Regions from separate parts of the Homo sapiens genome. Here region 2 is linked to region 1. Evidence: read pairs that join two places in POLR2A ChIA-PET (ENCODE). Cell type or tissue: A673. All regions are shown on one strand. Links, peaks and the distances in the headings refer to the core of each region. The heading gives the core; the rest is flanking DNA.

Region 1 (2,903 bases), core at 1-2,500:
TGCTTAACTTTGGGGATGTGGGCCTCTCGGCTGGACTGCAGGCCTCCGACCTGCCTGCCAGCGCCAGCCTGCCAGCCAAGGCTGACCTCCTGCTCAGCACCCAGCCAGGCCGTGAGGAGGGCTCCCCTCTTGAGCTGGAACGCCTGAAACTGGAGCCTCACGAAGGGCTGCTGCTCCGCTTCCCCTACGCGGCCTGACTTCAGCCTGACATGGACCCACTACCCTTCTCCTTTCCTTCCCAGGCCCTTTGGCTTCTGATTTTTCTCTTTTTTAAAAACAAACAAACAAACTGTTGCAGATTATGAGTGAACCCCCAAATAGGGTGTTTTCTGCCTTCAAATAAAAGTCACCCCTGCATGGTGAAGTCTTCCCTCTGCTTCTCTCATAGCAGGAATTTCTCTCCTTCCTCCCCTCCCATGCGTCTCCTCCAACTCCTTCATTATTTATGTAGGGTCCCAGGGCCAGAGGAGAGGGGGCCTCCCAAAGTCAACAGCATGGAGGTGTCAGGGCTGGGAAAGCACCCATGCCTCACCCATGCTGGGCCACGGGGCTCTCTGGACATCTTGGGTCTTGCCGACTCTTAACTTCATCCCCTTCAGCAAAGGGCTCTAGCCAAACATAGTTAGTTTTCCTGTTTTTGCAGACTTGGCCTTTCACGGAGAGTAGGGGTGGGATGGTCTGGTTTTTAAAAGGTATTTCTAAAGGATACTAGAGGTCATGCATTCAAGAATTTGTTGAACACTCAGCACATACCAGAAACTGTCCCTGTTCTGGGGTCACAGCAGGGAACACAGTACAAAAATTCCTGCCTCCTTGGGGCTCATACCCTTTGGGGAGCAAAGAAAAAAGACACAGCTGTTGTAGTGCAGAGGATATGGTGACAGTGTTTTTATGGAGGAAAAAGTAAAGCAGGAAAGGTGTTTCAGGGTAGAGGGGGCCAAAGGAGGCCTCACCACGGAGGTGACCTGTGAGTAAAGGCCTAATAAGTGAGGGAGTTCACCTGGTGAGTATCTGGGGAAGGGGCTTCCTGGGACTGAGGGGTGGGAGCCTGGCTGATATGAATGAGGAAAGGAGTAAGGGATGAAGTCTCATCGGCAAGGAGTGGGCAGATCATGACAGTTGTAATAAGGTGGTCACGTAGGGTGCAGAGAGTTTGGCAGCCTACGTGGTTGGAGGGCATGGTCCCCACAAGTCTGTTTTCACTTCAATACCAGCTGCAAGTTCAGGGGTCCCCATGACCACCTTCAGGTAGGTAATAGACTAGAGTGACTCAGAACTCAGGAAGGTATTGGGATTATGGTTTTATTACAGCAAAAGCATACCCAGAGCCAGCCAAAAGATGAGAGGCCTGGGGCGGGGTCTGGGAGGGAGCTAAATAAGAAGCTTCCTGCTATCTTGCAATGGAGTCCTGGTACTTCTTCCCGGCCATGACGGAGATATAACCAGAGAAGCTCACTTGATCCTTGGGTGTGCCGAGTTTCCCCTGGTGTTTAATCACATAGTGCCCTGTGGCTGACCTTTAATCTTCAGCCCCTGTGAGAGCTTTGGGCTAAGGCCTTTAGTTGTCTCCATTTCCCCCAGAGGTTGCCTGTTCCAAAGCTCAGATCGTAAATCACATTTATCACTGACACTCCTGTTGGTCAGGACATTCCATGGGTCTAGAGGGCACTTACCAGTAGCCGAGGGTAAAGGCCAGACTTCCAAGTAAGAATTCTTCACTACACATAGAGTCTGAGGGAGTGGAATGGGAGTTGTTGGAGGGTTTTGAGCAGAGTGACATGGTCTCGCTTGGAATTTAACAGACTTCACTGGCTGTTACTAGCCAGCTTGCAGGGAGGCCAGTTAAGATGGTTTGTTCCTGCAACCTAGAATACTTTCTAGGATGGTAGTAGTGGAGGTGGTAAGAAGTGTTAAGAAGTGTTTGGGTCCTGCGTTTCTTTTTTTTTTTTTTTTTTTTTGAGACTCACTCTTGTCACCTAGGCTGGAGTGCAGTGGTGCGACCGCTGCAAGCTCCGCCTCCCAGGTTCATGCCATTCTCCTGCCTCAGCCTCCCGAGTGGCTGGGACTACAGGCGCCCGCCACCACACCCGTCTAATTTTTTTGTATTTTTAGTAGAGACGGGGATTCACCGTGTTAGCCAGGATGGTCTCGATCTCCTGATCTCGTGATCCGCCCACCTCGGCCTCTCAAAGTGCTGGGATTACAGGCGTGAGCCACGTGCCTGGCTGGTCCTGCGTTTATTGTGCAAGCAGATCTGCAGTATTTGCTGTTGGGATCCTGTTGCAGTACTAGTGATCTGCGCAGGCCTCATGGCCCTTGGAGTTAGTTCGGCTCTCTTAGTTTTCTTACAGAAAAGAATGCTGGCTGGGTGCGGTGGCTCGTGCCTGTAATCCCAGCACTTTGGGAGGCCGAGGCAGTTGGATCACCTGAGGTCAGGAGGTCGAGAACAGCCTGACCAATATGGCAAAACCCCGTCTCTACTGAAAATACAAAAATTAGCCGGGCATGGTGGTGGGCGCCTGTAATCCCAGCTACTCGGGAGGCTGAGAAAGGAGAATTGCTTGAACCTGGGAGGCGGAGGTTGCAGTGAGCAAGATCACACCACTGCACTCCAGCCTGGGCAAAAGAGCAAGACTCAGTCTCGGAAAAAAAAAAACAAAACAAAAAACGCGGGTCACTGGTGCAGGCTTCACTTCCCATGGGCTGTGTCCTGGAGTGGGCCTGGGCCTCTGAGGGTTTCCTGGTGTAGGGGAGAGATCAAGACATTAAAAGACCCAAATTAAGGCCCAGGATCCTGAGGCTGTCAGCACAGTTCCTGAGAAGACACTCAGCCTGCTGGGCCTTGGCTTCCCTCTGCCTAGGGTTTCCCTTCTCTCTCAGCAACCACCCCCACACCCGCCCCA
Region 2 (2,903 bases), core at 178-2,677, 89 kb before region 1:
CCGTCTCTGGCTAACCAGCCATCCACCGGGGCCAAACAGGGTGACGTGCAGTGTGTGAGTGAGGGAGAGGCAGCGCCCCCGAGGGGGTCAGTTCTCTGTCTCCTTGGTAGCCTATGCCCCCGTGGCCTCCACGCCCAGCACCTGCCTTGGGATTCCCTCGCCTGCTGGCGGGGCCCCAGCTCTGGTCACATCTTGGGGAACCCAGGTTTCTTCTTCAGGGAGAGCCCAGCTCATAGCACTGGGCAAGAGAGACAGATTGCATGCCACCAGCCCCTAGGAGGCCTCAACCTCAGCATGGACAGCAACAGCCCTGGGCAAGTGGATCCTGAGAAAAGGGTCCCTCTTGGCGCAAGGGCAAGAGGGGCCATCACAGTACAAAGGAGGGAAGGCCCATCTCAGTAGGAAGTCCCAGGTAGGGAGGGCTTCCTCAACCCATGGACACCAGGCTCTTGGCACAAGGCAACCCCATCTATAGGGTATGTACAAGATACCCTCTGGTTAGAGTAGAAAGGGGAGATGCCTTTCCTGGAACAACAGGGTAGGGAGATTCTAGAAAAGGTTGTGTTCAGGAAGAAAGAGAAAGGCCACAGACCCAGCAAACAGATAGTCAAGTCAGAAGAGAAGAGAGAACATCTCAGGACAAAGCTGGAAGACACAGACAGACCAAAGTGGGGAGCACGCGATCCTCTCAAAGGACAGGTGGTTCCAGCTCAGGGCTGCACATCTCCGCAGACGGGCCCTGGTCAGGATGCATTAGCTCAGCCTCCCAGGGGGTGAAGGTCCCCAGGAGGGGAGACACAGGCTACAACTGACCTGATGTAGGTGGACTGGTCTCGGAAGGTGTCACACAGGGAGTTTCCATCGAGCCAGAGCTCTTCTAGCTTCAGCCCCTTTATCTTGTCCAATTCCCGCTCAGACTTCAACTGCAAAGGGTGGAAGGAACAAAGGGAGGAGACCCTGGTGAAGACAGCCAGCTGGCTCCCCATACCCCCAGTCCCTACGCTTAGCTCTGAGATCTTTTCTAATCTTTTAAAATTTTTTCTTTTTTTTTTTTTTTTGGGACAGGGTCTCACTCTGTCACCCAAGTTCAGTGCCGTGGCATGATCATAGTTCACTGCAGCCTCAAACTCCTGGACTCAAGAGATCCTCCCACCTCAGACTCCTGGGTAGCTAGGACTACAGGCATGTGACATCATGCTCGACTAATTTATTTTTTAAATTAAAAAAATTTTTTTGAGACAGGTTGCTCAGGCTAGAATGCAACGGCACAATCATAACTCACTGCAGCCTTGAACTCCTGAGCTCAAGCAATCCTCCCACCTCAGCCCCCTGGGGCAGCTTGGACTAGAGGCGTGCAAACTCCTAGCCTTAAGTGATCCTCCTGCCTTGGCCTCCCAAAGTGTTAGGATTAGAGTTGCAAACCAGCACATCTGGCCTGAGTTCTCTCTCTTGCCTCTTGCCATCACTGGACAAACTCTCTACACCCTCTACCCACCCCTTCAAAAATATAGCCGAGCTATCAATTCTCACTTCATTTCCAGAAAGGTTTAGGATCTTCAGGTTGGGTGCCTTCTGAACAATGCTAGACATGTCATCCAGCCTGTACAGCCTGTTGTTGCTCAAGTTCAAGGACAATAGCTGTGAGGAGAGAAGAGTTTAGAGGAGGCACCACCAGCAAGTGGATCAGAGACGAATCTGCCCTCCAGCCACTTCCTATCTAACACACCCTGCTTCCTCATGCCTAATACTGGGCCAAAGGCCTTACCTCAGGGATGTTCTCTTCAATGATCCTCAGGGTAGCTGCCATACAGCTTCTGCGATTCAGGACAACGTCAATGTTCTGGGCCACCAAATCTTCAGGAAGCAGAAGGGAAGGAAAGGGAAGACTGAGAGGGTTTGCCCATGCCAGCATTAGCAGTAAAACATCCTCAAACTTTCCCTCCCTGACAGATCCCACCTTATCACCACCTATCTGAGAACTACTGCTGTCAACCATACCTGGGTCTGAACGGAGGCCTTTGAGGTCAAGGGCTTGTTGGGAGCCATCGTATCGTTTGCTCATGATCAGCTAGAGGAAAAAGAAGGGTTTAGTGGTCACTGGGTTTGTGTGTGGGGGGTGGGGGTGTGAGAAGTAGTAAGACTGGGTTGGAAACATCTAATTTGAGCCTGCCTCACCTTTAGCTGTTCTACTTGTTCTGGCTTCAGTTCATTCAGTATAGTGTGGGGTGGAGCAGAAGAGTTGATGATGATAGATATCTGGAGGGAAGACACAGAGGGCACAGAAAACTCTAGGGAAGCCTAAGCCGCAAGAACAAGACCCAGTCCCTGCTCTGAGCACCAACCTCCACCTCCAGCCAAGCCAGGCCCTTTAAACACACCCTTCGGTTCTCCCGATCCAAAATCTTATAGTTGACAGCCTTCAATGCAGAGGCAGTACTGGCGTCTTCAACGAAGAACTGGGCCCGTGTATTCTCATAGTGAAACTACAAGAGGAAACAGGAGCATTACACTGGGAGTCCAGAGCCCTTGGGGAGGGGCATTACGCTGGGAGTCCAGCTTGCCCCTTCACCATCCCTGGTGCCTGGCCAGCCAGCCACTCAGGCCTTGTCTTACCTCAATAGGGGTGAAGGGCACACTGCACTTGCTCTGAATCATGCTCAGGAGCCATGCCTTGTCATACTTTCTGCCATAAGGAATCTAGAAATGAGAGAAAGAGAAAAGAAGGGAATGATAAGTAAGGCTGAATAGCAGACCCAATACAATGCCTTTTATACCTTCTACCAAACTTTTAAAGACTATCTAAAGAAAGGACCAGTACTAGGTTTTCTACTTGAGATACACATAGATTCTTTAACTCCTTTCTGTCTACTTACACTTACTATTTTTTCTTAGTAACAGGGCCT

Evidence for each region. ChIA-PET counts read pairs that join two places held together with the same protein. Peaks named below come from ENCODE experiments on the same cell type or tissue, not always from the same donor. Only the 100,000 strongest peaks of a DNase experiment are listed, where the experiment ranks them.
Region 2: POLR2A ChIA-PET joins it to region 1 with 13 read pairs; 22 of 35 experiments call an interaction of 5 or more read pairs at or near these places.

Annotation. Positions count from the first base shown.
Region 1 is chr11:62,888,497-62,891,399 of GRCh38, forward strand. SLC3A2 (solute carrier family 3 member 2) reads left to right here. Exons shown (of 9, transcript NM_001013251.3): 9 at 1-364. The coding sequence ends at 197. Among named protein-coding and RNA genes, the nearest start is that of SLC3A2, 9.1 kb to the left of the region's middle. In A673, for the core only: no CTCF peak of the experiment used is centred there; DNase peaks (open chromatin) are centred at 1,375 and 1,575; H3K27ac peaks cover 351 bases.
Region 2 is chr11:62,799,564-62,802,466 of GRCh38, forward strand. It overlaps NXF1 (nuclear RNA export factor 1), which reads right to left. Exons shown (of 21, transcript NM_006362.5): 4 at 2,614-2,697; 5 at 2,379-2,483; 6 at 2,176-2,256; 7 at 1,999-2,068; 8 at 1,766-1,854; 9 at 1,531-1,638; 10 at 814-923. Among named protein-coding and RNA genes, the nearest start is that of NXF1, 4.4 kb to the right of the region's middle. In A673, for the core only: no CTCF peak of the experiment used is centred there; no DNase peak of the experiment used is centred there.